2 separate regions of the Homo sapiens genome follow, and region 1 is linked to region 2. A link is a contact called in ENCODE POLR2A ChIA-PET data. All regions are on one chromosome and are shown on one strand. The core of a region is the stretch at or near the end of the contact, and the rest is flanking DNA. Distances in the headings are between cores, read along the strand shown.

Region 1 (6,369 bases), core at 2,410-4,909, 300 kb after region 2:
CAGGTGTGAGCCACAGCACCCAGCCTGACTTCTCCTTTGAAACGATTTTAATTTTAGTATATGTGCTGCCAAAGCGAGCACATGAACCAGTTTTAATACTAGACTGATTCCTGAATTCTGAGTTAAGCAAAATCTTTAACATGTTCATTTTTTTTCTGAATAAGAATAATGATTTTATCTTTTTATGTAAATTACTTTTAACACATTGGTTTTTAATTTTTTTTTAAAGAGCAGTTTTAGGTTCACAACAAAATTGAGCAAAAAAGACAGAGAGCCCCTATAAGGCCCTGCAACCCCTCTTCAGCTATCCCCACTACTGACATCTGGCACCAGAGTTTTATAATTTGTTATAATTTATTAGAATTGATGTGTTTACACTGACACATCATTATTATCCAAAGTCCACTTAATGTTTTTAAATATCAATAAGTTTTTTGTCATCTTCATAAAATCTCAAGGTAACCTTTCTAGGAATCATTCTATCTATCTATGGTCTAGATTAAATCCCCTAAACAAGCGAATTCAGCCTGCCCTTTCAGAATTCTGCCTTGACAGTTTATTTCTGCCTGGGTGTGCTGCATGTTATAATAGAATGGCAATCTCCATCCACAGAGAAGCCAGTGGGAATCCTTAGAGAGCGAGAGGGTAATGTTCCTCTTTCAACTCTCTGTATCAAGCATGCATATATTCTTGTGCTTTATTTCATAAAAGAATTAAAATGAATTGAACTGAATCTCATTTCACAATTCACTTGGTTGCTTGCACCAGAAGCCTGTAATCATTTTAGACTCTCTCTTTCCTTCTCTTATTTTTTGGTATTCAACAAATCTCCATCAGGGACTTACTGCCCATGTACCTAACCTGGGCAGTAAGGTCTGCACTACCAGACCCTGGAGATAAAATAATGCGTGCAGTCCCATTCATGTGGAGCTCATGATAGATAGATAGGGGATACAACAATCACATAATCACACAAAGATATCATGAAAACATACTGTGAAAGATACCCATAGGTCCGGTTTGGTGGTTCATGCCTGTAATCCTAACATATTGGGAGGACAAGGCAGGTGGATTGCTTGAGCCCAGGAGTTTGAGATCAGCCTAGGCATCAAGGCAAAACCCCTCTACAAAAAATACAAAAATTAGCCAGGCATGGTGGTGTGTGCCTATAGTCCCAGCTACTTGGGAGGCTGAGGTGGGAGGATTGCTTGAGCCCAGGAGGTTGAGGTTGCCTTGAGCTGTGATTGTGCCATTGTACTCCAGCCTGGGCAACAAAGTGAGACCCTGACTCAAAAAAAAAAAAAAAAAAAGAAAAAGAAAAAAAAGAAACCCATGACTTAAAGCAGGGTCCCTGATTTAGGGGAGTAGGGTGGGGGGTCAGGGAAGGCTTCTCTAAAGAAATGACATTTGGGCTGGAACCTGAAGAATGAATGAAGGTGGCCAAGGGGTGTGTGTGTGTGTGTGTGTGTGTGTGTGTGTGTGTGTGTGTGGTGTATGCACAGAATGGGTGTGGCAGTTAAGTAGATCTGACCAGAGGGCAGCTAGGGGAAATTCTGTGAGGAGGGAAAGAGCATTCTGGTTGCTACAAGGTCACCATGGCTAGAGTTGGGGCAGAGAATAGAGAAGTGAGGCTGGTGAACTAGACAGAGGTCAGTCACTGGAGGTCTACGTTTTTTTTGTGTGTGTGTGTGTTTTTTTTTTTTTTTGAGATGGAGTCTTGCTCTGTCTCCCACGCTGGAGTGCAATGGCGCAATCTCAGTTCACTGCAACCTCCACCTCCCAGGTTCAAGCGATTCTCCTGCCTCAGCCTCATGAGTAGCTGGGACTACAGGCATGTGCCACCACACCTGGCTAATTTTTGTATTTTTTAGTACAGACAGGGTTTTGCCATGTTGGGCAGGCTGGTCTTGAACTCCTGACCACAAGTGATCCACCTGCCTTGGCCTCCCAAAGTGCTGGGATTACAGGCATGAGCCACACTTTGGTCTATTTTAAGAGCAAAAGGAGGCCATTAAAATATTTGCATACTTTATAAAATACTCCAAATTTGAAAAGATCATTTTATGGAGTATGGTTGGGTGATTGTGGCAGTGGAGTTTGAAAGAAATGGAGGGACACAGGAGATATTCAGAGAATAAAATAGAAAGGAGTAGGTGATGGGCTAAATGTGGGAGGAAATACTGGAGAGGGGTGAGTGAAGGTGAGTCCTAGATTAGCAGCTTGAACCACCAGCTGGGATCTCTCACTGAAGCTGGAAACACCAGAGGAGGCTATATTCCCTCATTCCCTGTTTTAGTCTCAGCAAATCCCTCTAGCTTATCTCATTGGGTTTGATTCCTTGCTTGAAGGCAGTGAGTGGTCACTCTCCTGTCCCTAGAAAATGACCAGCATACTCCCAAGACAAATGAAGATTTTTCAAAATAAAAGCCAGGAGAGGGGGCTGTCTTGTGCAACATCTCTTTCAGGTCCAACTACACAAATGCCCCTGAACAAAGACACATTTAAAACTGGCCAGCTTCTTGAAATGGGGAATGGAAAATGCTGAGAGAAAGAAAAAACATTGAGTTGGAAAAAATAAGTAAGAGGAAAGTGGAATTTGTAGTTCAGGAACTTAGAAGGCGAGAAAAGTCATCTCTTGATGATAATTCCCAATAGGTCACATCCAATTAATCACCAAATTCTATTGATTCTGCTTTCTTAATAATTTTTGAGTTTCTTAATAATTTGTGAATTGACCCTGTCACCCCTAGTTTCACTGCATGAAGTTATACAGATAAGACAGGAAGTTTCCTGACTTCTAGCTGTGAAGACTTCATTTCACCATCTTTATCCAGAGTGGGTGACCACATTCTCACAGCTTCTTTACCTGAATTTCTGTAAAACCAGTGATATCAGGATGGTGTTTGGCTGTAGGTAGCAGAAAAACCCAAACATAGTAGCTTAACCAAAGAGAAATGAACAGTACAGAGCAAGAGGCAGCAGCTTGAAGAAGTTATCAAGGATCCAGGTACACCCCCAAAGCTGCATTCCAGGTAGGAAGATGAAGTGAGAAGGGAAGATGGTTTCTGATCAGGAAAGTAGAACATTTCTAGAAATTCCCAGTAGACTTGCACTTTTGCCAGAACTGTTGTCACAGCTACCTTAACAGCAAGGGAACATAGGGAATATAAATACTAAGCAGTGGATTTTTTTTCCAGTGGTTGTTTTGTTTTTTACTATAAGGAAGATGGGGAGAATGAATAAGCGCTAGGTCAATGATAGTATCTACACACAAGGCCCTTCAGGATTTGGCCCCTGACTCTTTCTAAAACTATCCCCCTTCTCTCTCCTTCAGGCCCCATTGCTCCAGGCATACCTGCAAGTCTCTAAATTTACCATGCTGTCACAAGTCCATACAGCTCTGCACACGTTTGTTTGTTTGTTTTTTCCTGGATTGCTGTTTTTCTTTCCTTCCAAACTAGATCCTAGTTTTCTTTCAGACTTCAACAGCAGTGTAATTTCTTCTCACAAGTCTTTCTGGTCTCCTCTTCTCTTTTCCTATAGTTTCTCCAGTTTATCTCTCTCTTAGGTGGCACTTCTCATGCCACACTCTGATAATTGGTTTGCTGGGTCATGAGCTGCTCAAGAGTAGAGACCGTATTTCACTCAATGCTACTCACAACAGTGTGAGTCATTAGGAAATGTTTGCTGAACAAATAAATCCAGCCCTATGTTCACTTTCCTTAGCGGCTGCTGTGATTGGAATGTGTCCCTCAAAGTCCATGTGTTGAGAACATAATCTCTAATGCAACAGTGTTGGGAGGTGGGCCTTCCTAAGGGGTGATTAGATCTTGAGGCCTTCTGGCCTCATGGATGGATTAATGTTGCCATCTCAGGAGTGGGTGAGTCATGATGAGAGTGGGTTTGTTATATAAGCGAGTTCAGCTGTCTTGTTTGCTTGCTCTCTCTAGCACATGCTCTCTTGCCCTTCCACTTCCTGCCAATGAGATGACCAGTATGAAGGCCCTCACCAAACGCAGCCCCTGGATCTTGGACTTCCCAGCCCTTAGAATCATGAACCAAATAAAGTTCTACTGTTTATAAATTATGCAGTTTGTGGTATTCTGTTATAGCAAAAATGGACTAAGACAGTGACCTAGTCACATCCATCTTCCTCACCTTTACTTTCACTCACTGCAAATTAGACATGAAGTTACACAGACGAGACAGGAACGTTTTTGACTCCGCACTATAGCTTGGTGCATTGGTTTTCTAGAGCTGCCATAACAAAGTACCACAGACTGGGTAGCTTAAACAACAGAAATTCATTTTCTCATAGTTCTGGAGACTGGAAGTCCAATGTCAAAGTGTCAGCAGGGTTGGTTTCTTCTGTCTCTCTCCTTGGCTTGCAGATGACTGCCTTCTTGCTGTGTTCTCATGTGGCCTTTCCTCTGTATGCACACATGTCTTGTGTGTCTCCTTGTGTGTCCAGATGTCCTCTTCTTATAAAGACACATGCACTTTGGATTAGGGCCCACCCATAGGACCTCATCCTAATTTAATCAACTTGTTTAATTTAATCATCATATCTTCAGTACAGTCCTATCCTGAGACACTGTGGGTTAGGATTCCAGCATGATTTTCTGGGGGGAGGGGCACAATTCAGTCCATAAAACTTAGTCTTCTCCATGTGCTGATTCCCACAAAGGACCCAGTGAGTGGCAGGCTCCATCGGGAAACTCATTCCAAGTCCTGGCCTTGCCCTAAAGTAGGGGAATTTGGAATTATTGCTCCTTTCTAGAGTAGATCAGTGTAAAGAGGGGCCCATGATATGTACTGAACAACCCCAACCCTTGTGGGAAGCCCCAGAGGACAGCCAGGACACTGGAGAAGGAGACATGGCAAATGCTTCACCATTATCTTTTAAGGATCTTTGGAGTAGCTGAGAGCATCAACCTCCTTTTCTACAGAATATTTTCCAAACCGAGAGGAAAGTAAAATTTTCTTGATTCTCCCTTCCTTTCCTAACCTCGTCTATCTGGCACTGGTGGAAATTGCAAAAGATAATAAGGTAAACAAAACACAAAGAGGCAGAAACATAGTTTGCACCATGGACTCTTGCATAAGTGAAAAGCGGGCAAAGAGTGTGCCTTGTTCATTTGCAGAGACTTTGCAGCCTGTTACGAACTGAATGTTTGTGTCCCCCTATCCCCAAATTCATATATTGAAGCCCTAACCTTCAGGATTTAGAGTAACAAAGTAATTTAGGTTAAATGAGGTCTTAAGGGAGGGCTCTGATTCAATAGGATTAGTGTCTTTATAAAAAGAGACACTAAGAAGAGTTTTTTCTCAGGCTCTCTCCATTCACATACCCAGGAAAGGCCGTATGAGGACACAGTGAGAAGGTGGCAGGAAGAGACCCATCACCAGAAACCAAATTGACCAGAACCTTGATCTTGGACTTCTAGCCGCAGAATGATGAGAAAATAACTTGCTACTGTTTTAGCCACCCAGCCTATGATTTTTGTTATTGGCAACCTAAGTAAAATAAGACACAGCTTTGGGATATGCTTTCTACATAGTGAGTAGTCAATGAATGTCAAATGTGTAGATATATAATGATTTGTTTATAAAAAAGAGTTCTGTTAAAAATAACTATCTGAAGATTGTGACTATGGGTGATTTTCATTTGGTTACTTACTTTTCCATATAATCTGAACTCTTTACAGTATAGGTATATTACACTGTAAAGTTTTTTAGAAAGAAATTTTAAAAGCCTTATCTCATACATAGCTAGATGGCTTAATACTCACGACACAGTAGGATGTAGTCATGGGTCACAGAGACAATGTTCTGGATCTTAGAGCAGCAGACACATCCCTTGTGGGCTGCGCATGATGTCTCCTAACAAGGCAAAGCCGTCTGTTAGGGTGAATTTTCTGAAAGTCTGCTTATATATGCTAGGATGGATGTCACAGGTGTGAGCTCTGTAAGGCTGGGGACAGTGTCTGGTTTTGCTCATCATTATATTCTCAGTACCTAGGACAGTGGCACATAGCAGCTAATTTTTTCTGTTAAAAGAAAATAAAAACCATCATTCAATGATTAACTACGCAGAGTAATAAATATTCGATGAACAATCAAATGAATGACTGAAGGGCATCCCAGACATGAAGTGATTATTTCTTTTGAAATTTCAGAGTGAATATATCTGACAAGAATCAAGTTACAGGAGGTCGAGGTGGGGAAATGAAGGAGGGCCCGGGTGGCATGCAGAGGAATAAACCACTGCTTGAACCCCACTTTCTGAATTGCCGAGCTACTGTCCCTTGTTCTCTTCAGTACACTGTTGCCAATTGTTGGGAGCCCCTAAAATTCGGAATTAATGAA
Region 2 (6,357 bases), core at 431-2,930:
CCAGGCTGGTCTCAAACTGCGAGCTCAGGCAATCCACCTGCCTTGGCCTCCCAAAGTGCTAGGATTATGTAATGGCATGAGCCACAGTGCCCGGCCATTAGTTTTCAAAGTCCTTTGGGTGAGTCTAATAGACACTGAAAGGTTGAGCACCTTCAGGTATTGAGAACCACTGGTTAAACAGGTAACCAATCTGGTCTAGCCCCATTAGCCTGCTATTGGTTGCTGACCCATGGCCTTCATGGATACAAAATGGAACAGGGTGTTTCCTATAGCAATGAGCTAATTAATCTTTTCAAGCAGTTAAATACATTTAGTACTTCTCAGGAGTATACAGTCTTTCAAAAATTCATTAGTTATAAAGGCTTAGCCAAGGATTTACCTTGATTCTTAATTTTTCAAAAGCTGCGTTATTTTAAAAAATTACCTTCCAATAGCAAGCTAAAATGTCAACTTTTTTCAGTTGGGCTCTTGGTGCACTTTTGGGCACCATCCCAAAATAGGTGGGACGTAAAGACCCAAACCTCACTTCCAAAACTGTTTCTTCTAATTCCCTGGAAGATATTCCTATCAGAAACTATGACAATAAGGTTAAATAACAAGTTGAGTACTTATTACTGTTTAAATCAATACAGTTTTATGCACCACACTATAAAAGCAACAGCCTGAGTTACTTAGATATTTTAATTTGGGTAAAAAGAAGATTGAAATTATATTTATCAGGCTGAAATATAAAAAGTCTCCAGTCAACTTTTTCTGCATTGAAAAAACTTGTTCTTCATTATCTGTCATTTCTCCTTCAGTTTAAATTCTAAGATGAATTGACAAGAAGGCAGGTGGCTGTCAGTGATTCTATTTCAGCTCGTCAATATTTCCTCTGGATGAAGGACAACATACTGATTAGGTTTAACTTCATCTTCTTTTAACATTTCAACAGAAGGGGCTCTTCATGGAAGTCGCTGAATAACTCTCAAATTATAAATAATTTCATGAGATAAAAAGGGAGGCCCCAGACTTTTTTTTTCTGTGACTAATATGGTTTCTGCTCCTCCCTCCTTAAGACTTTTAATTAAATCAGAGACAAGCTGGAAACAATGTGTCAGCTTTTTAATGAGCTTTAATTGTCACCACAGAAAATTAAGCATAGGCTGAGAATCAGGATTCAAGATCAGCTGTAAACCCCAGACTGGTAACCAGTTCTGATCCCATGTTGATGTGAGAGCTTTGTCTTTGGGGTAGAGAGAGGGTTCAGAGAAAACCTGCTTGGAACACAGAAAGCTAAGTTGCTACAGACAGGATTCTACCCATTCAGACTACTATCAGTCATTTCCTACACTCTTAGAGTTTGGCCAAGGGATGCAAGATGAGGATTACCGCCTGCAATGCTTGCCCCACTAAGAGGCCCAGACTCTTCTCAGGTCCTGGCAGATGGCATCAAGATAGTTGTTAGGTCCACAACTACGCCAATTGTCAGGTCCAGGGTCAGGTTCGGGCCCGTACTGAGGTCCGAGGGGAGTGGGTGGATAGGCGAATAGCTGAAAGAACACTCGGGGGGCTCTAAGCAGGTGAAATGTAGTTTTATTCAACAGCTCTCTCACCGGCAGCTCTATTACACTGTCCGCCTTTATCTCGGCGGTCTGCTGCGGCTCCGCAGCTCCTCTCAGCAGCCGGCTCTGCGGCTTGGCTGCTCCCACACACAGCTGCACGGCCGGCTCTCCCTTGTCTTCAAGGTCAACAGCTTAACTCTTTCCCTCTGGCCACCAGCGCCAGCCATGTCGAGCTGTGCCATGCCCTGGCTCCCCTCTGTCCATCTGCAAGACAGACAGCTCTGGTTCTCTTTCTCTGGGCGCCAGTGCACCCCCAAGCCATGTCAAGCTGAGCCCAGGAGTGCCTGTACAGTGTCAGCAGGGCAGTTATACCTTTTACAGACCATAGTAAGTAAATTCCGAGCCAAGAATGAGCTTACGTAAACAGGTTATATAACAAGTGGAGGTGTGCACCTGCGCAACAATCCCACTGACTCAAGCAGGCCTGGATGTCAGCCTCAGCCTAATTCTTGACCAATGTACACCCATATACCTTACAATAGTGATGTCAACTTGTAGTCTTTTCCAAGGCATTTTTCTTTAGGCATCTTCCAAAACTATACAGAAGAAACAGAAAACTGACCTGAAGAAAGACACGTGCCGAAGAGGGGTCAGGATATATAATAAACTGAAGGTGACCAGTGTGGGCTTCTCCTGCTTCCAAAGCCAGAAGGTTCTTGCAGATGTATTTAATCAACCTATCTTTTTCCTGAATTACATTCTAGCAGTTTGAAAAAAAATAATGAGAGGAGAAATCGCTGTGGAACTCAGTGTCTTTGTTATCTATTTCACAACAATGCTCAAAGGTCTCCACTGGAAAATCTTGAATAGATGTAATAGGCAGGCATGCTTTTAAAATGATTGGAAAGTGCGGGGGCCATAATGCTATTGTAGAACCACATTATTTTACAATGCACTTTAAATGGTTCCCAAATCCTTTTATTTAAAACCCCAAGATAGGAGGACTAGTTTTTCTCAAAGAAACCACGACTATTTCCTTCTCAGAGAATAAGCTGTTAGAGCTGGTAAGACATTAGCAAATAGCCCATCTGAGCTACAAAGAGCAAATAGCCCATCTGAGCTACAAAGAAAAATAATGGTTTTGTTTTGTTAACCTGGAGAAGCGACATACCTTTAAGGCTTTTTTAATGGATTGCCACAGGATAATTGCTACTGCTGTTAAGCAGAATGTTCTATTTGGATATTAGCTCATTTATGGGGCAGAGTTAGGAAGAGTTTTTGCCCAGGTGACTTGTAACAAAATGAAATAAGCAGATGTTACGTATCTTGAAATTACCACCAGGTTTTTATGCGTTGTTAGGTGCTGAGATGCTCTGAAAATTTTGTCTAAAATTGCAGCGTAGTTGTGAACAGAGCAGTCGTATCACTATGCTCGGGCAGATTGTGCCAAACACTGAGACGTTTTCAAAACCATTTAGTCATCTCCCCAAATATAAAAAAGAAAGGGAAGAAAGAATCCCTCTGGAAGTGAGCTGCTCAAAGATGGGTCACTGGGGCAATCTCGTCCCCTCTAAAGTCTTCCCCTCACCTGCCCCTATACCTGCCCTGCCCACACAGGAAACCACAGGGCCATAAGGATGAGTGATAGGTAGGAATGATTTCAATCCTTGTCTGCAGTTGTAACCCCCCTGATTTAGTTTGAGTCCTCCAAGAAGCAGATGTCAAGGCAGGATTCAGTGAGCAATAGATTTATAGGGAGAAACTCTAGTGAAGTAATGAAGCGGGGAGAGCCAGAGAAGGTAGGGAGCACTTCCAGATCACAACCCAGGCCAGACCCCAGTGAAGGAAAGCAAAGTAAACCAAAGCAAACATTTCTCTAAACTGGGTGTGGTGGTTCACGCCTGTAATCCCAGCACTTTGTGGGGCTGAGGCAGTGGATCGCTTGAGCCCAGGAGTTCGAGACGAGCCTGGGCAACATAGGGAAACCACCATCTCTACCAAAAAAAAAAAAAAAAAACCACACACACACACACACACACACACAAAAATTAGCTGGGTGTGGTGACTACCATAGCCCCAGCTAATAGGGAGGCTGAGGTGGGAGGATTGCTTGAGCTGGGGAGATTGAGGCTGCAGTGAACCACTATCGCACTGCTGCACTCCAGCCTGGGTAACAAAGTGAGACCCTGTCTCAAAAAAAAAAAAAAAAAAAAAAAAAACAAGAAAACATTTTCTCTAAACCCTGATGTTTCCCATTTGGTAGTGGGTAGTGGGGATCCTTTGCTGGGCACAAGCTCCTCCTCTCCTTTACCTGTCTTACTTTGCTTTTCTTGTAGGTTCTACCCAGTAACCATAGTTCACAGAGACTAATGCTATGCCCATTGTAGACTCTGATATCTTTCTAGGCCCCCCTGTGAGTTAGAGTTTGTGTATGTAGGCTAAGCCTGGAGAGAGGAAGATGGACAGGTGGTCTCCTCTCTCTGTCTCCCCTTCTTTCTGCTCCTCGTGGAGGGCTAATGCCTGGCCCCTGGTGTCCAGGTGCAATTCCAGCAGCCCCTTCCAAGACAGCTCCTCTCCCCTCTGGTTCTGAGACAGCATGTACCAGCATCCTTAGAGACAAAGGGAGGAGTCATGCCTATCCCTTGTTCTCAGAGGTAGGAAGACATCTGCTAATGACAGCTCACCACCCAGCCTTCTGTAACTCACTGAATGTTATATGACCAACCACAAGCAGTGCCCACCCAGGGACCTTGGGACTCCAGGGTTCTCTGCCTTTGGTCCTGGTTCTTGGAAAGCAGGAGAACCTGTGAGTGCCATTCCAGAGGTTATGCCAGCAGTCACTGCCCTAGACTCCTCCTCCTCACAGCCTTCTCTCCAGTTTGCTGGGTTCAAAGGGCACCCAGCAGCATCTACACAACCTCATCGTGCCTCTGTGCCCCACCCCATGCATTCTCTACCCCAGGGGTCCCAAGGCTGCCTCTTCACAGGAAGTTCCAGGAACCCTGCCCTAGCCCAGGCCAGCAAGGCCAACCTACTGCCATGCAAGAGGAAGGCTCTGTCTCCCTCCAGCTATCTCCAATCAGCTCTAGTGGAACTCTTTGAAAAGGCCATTGTTCTTCCCAAATGGTTTGGTTTATCTCTTTGAACATTTCCACATTTCTGTCAGTGATTATTACCCTTTTCATGGTTTTTTTTTCCCTGGAAATAAATGAATGAAGAAATAAATTTCTAGTCATATGGACATTTAACTTTCTGCCCCAAGGAAACACCTAAAAAGAAAAATAAAAATATACTGCAGTAATTAAATTTTGAACACTAAGTATTCTAAGAAGTAAAATATTACAGAAATAAAAATTTCTGATTCAGTATTTATACTGGGAGTGCAGATATCTATGGATAGGTATTTGCCAAAATACAGACTAGCATTAACTTATTAGTGAGTTTTGAGTTGGTTGCTGAGAATGTGGGACTCATATCCTCCTAGAAGTGATGTTATAATTGGTAGCTGGGTTCTGGGTCAGCCTTCAGGACTCCATTCTCTGAGTTTCCACTGGTGCTGGCCTGATTCTGGGTCCTGGAACAAGGAATGCAGGAATGAAAATGTTAGGGAACAAGGAATGCAGGAATGAAAATGTTAGAGACAGCAAAAAAAAACTGAATGGGCTTTTTCCCATGCTAACTCAGTCACTCAATACTTTCAACACGAGATGTGGAGTAGGGGTGGGGGTTCCCACACATCAATCAAGCAATTCTGCAGATTCTGCAGCAGACACCAGTGGGATGTCCATTAATACAATTCAATCTGACACAAGCTACATGGAGATAGTGAGACAGGTGAGTTGCCTGACCACTCCCCCTGCCCCCCAACTCCCCCCACCGCCCCCAGCAGGATGTGCGACAGGGGTATGGCTCATCTGTTCAGCAAGCCGCCAAGTGCTCAAATCCCTTAAAGGAGGGGTAGCATGCAGATGGGCAGGTGCAGCAGCTGGGGCAAGTGCTTTTGGGCTCCAGCCCCAAAGTAGCATCTGGAGGTGAGAGCCTGCAACTCCCAAAGCCCTAGTGGGCATGCTACAGTGCTCTTTTAGTTCTGCCATCCACAGACAGCTTAAGTGTTAACTAGCTCAGTGCCCTGTTGGTAGCTGGGATCTTGTCTGGTGTCCAGGAAGAATCCGGTCACACGGACAAATTGAAGGATGTTAAATGCGGGGGATTTTAGTGAGTGATGGAGTTGGCTCTCAGCGGGATGGATGGGGAGCTGGAAAGAGGATGGAGTAGGAAGATGATCTTCCCCTGGAATTTGGCCATCCTGTGGCTGATCTCCCCTCCAACTGTCCCCAGCCAATCTCCTGTCGACATTCAGGCGTTCCTTCTCTTCTCTCCTTCTCTGCCATGCCGCTCTTCTGCTCCTCTGCTCTTCTGTTCATCTGCTCATGTGTTTGTGGAGCCTGGAATTTGGAGTGTATATGGGTACAGGATAGAGGGGTGTGGCAGGCCAAAAGGCAACATTTCGGCGCAAAAAGAGGAATGCCTGCTTTCATTTAGGGCCACGGGTTTCCAGGCTTCAGGGTGGGGCCTTTGTCGGGGAACTGCCCTCTTCTACCCAGTATTTCTGTCTCCTGTCCATACCAATAGTGTCAGATCCCAAAGGCTGAGAGTGTGGTCCCACAAGACTGCCCTTGCTTCAGATGCCTGTCACCACTGTCCAACTGACTGGAAAACAGGGTTCCCACAGCTTCCTAATTGAGTTTGGTACTTTGTTACTTACAGCTGCCCACAGGACACAGAAACACTTTACTTATGTTTACTGGTTTAT

Evidence for each region. ChIA-PET counts read pairs that join two places held with the same protein, here RNA polymerase II (POLR2A).
Region 1: POLR2A ChIA-PET joins it to region 2 with 11 read pairs in BJ. The contact joins two enhancer-like sites. POLR2A ChIA-PET finds 5 or more read pairs at or near these places in 2 of 52 experiments (BJ and activated T-cell).

Annotation. Positions count from the first base shown.
Region 1 is chr5:74,913,237-74,919,605 of GRCh38, forward strand. No RefSeq gene overlaps it. Among named protein-coding and RNA genes, the nearest start is that of FAM169A, 50 kb to the left of the region's middle. Within about 2 kb of position 3,660, at least 5 of the 41 ENCODE cell types and tissues checked have a DNase peak (open chromatin) inside an H3K27ac peak, as active enhancers do.
Region 2 is chr5:74,614,996-74,621,352 of GRCh38, forward strand. No RefSeq gene overlaps it. Among named protein-coding and RNA genes, the nearest start is that of ENC1, 23 kb to the right of the region's middle. Within about 2 kb of position 1,681, at least 2 of the 41 ENCODE cell types and tissues checked have a DNase peak (open chromatin) inside an H3K27ac peak, as active enhancers do.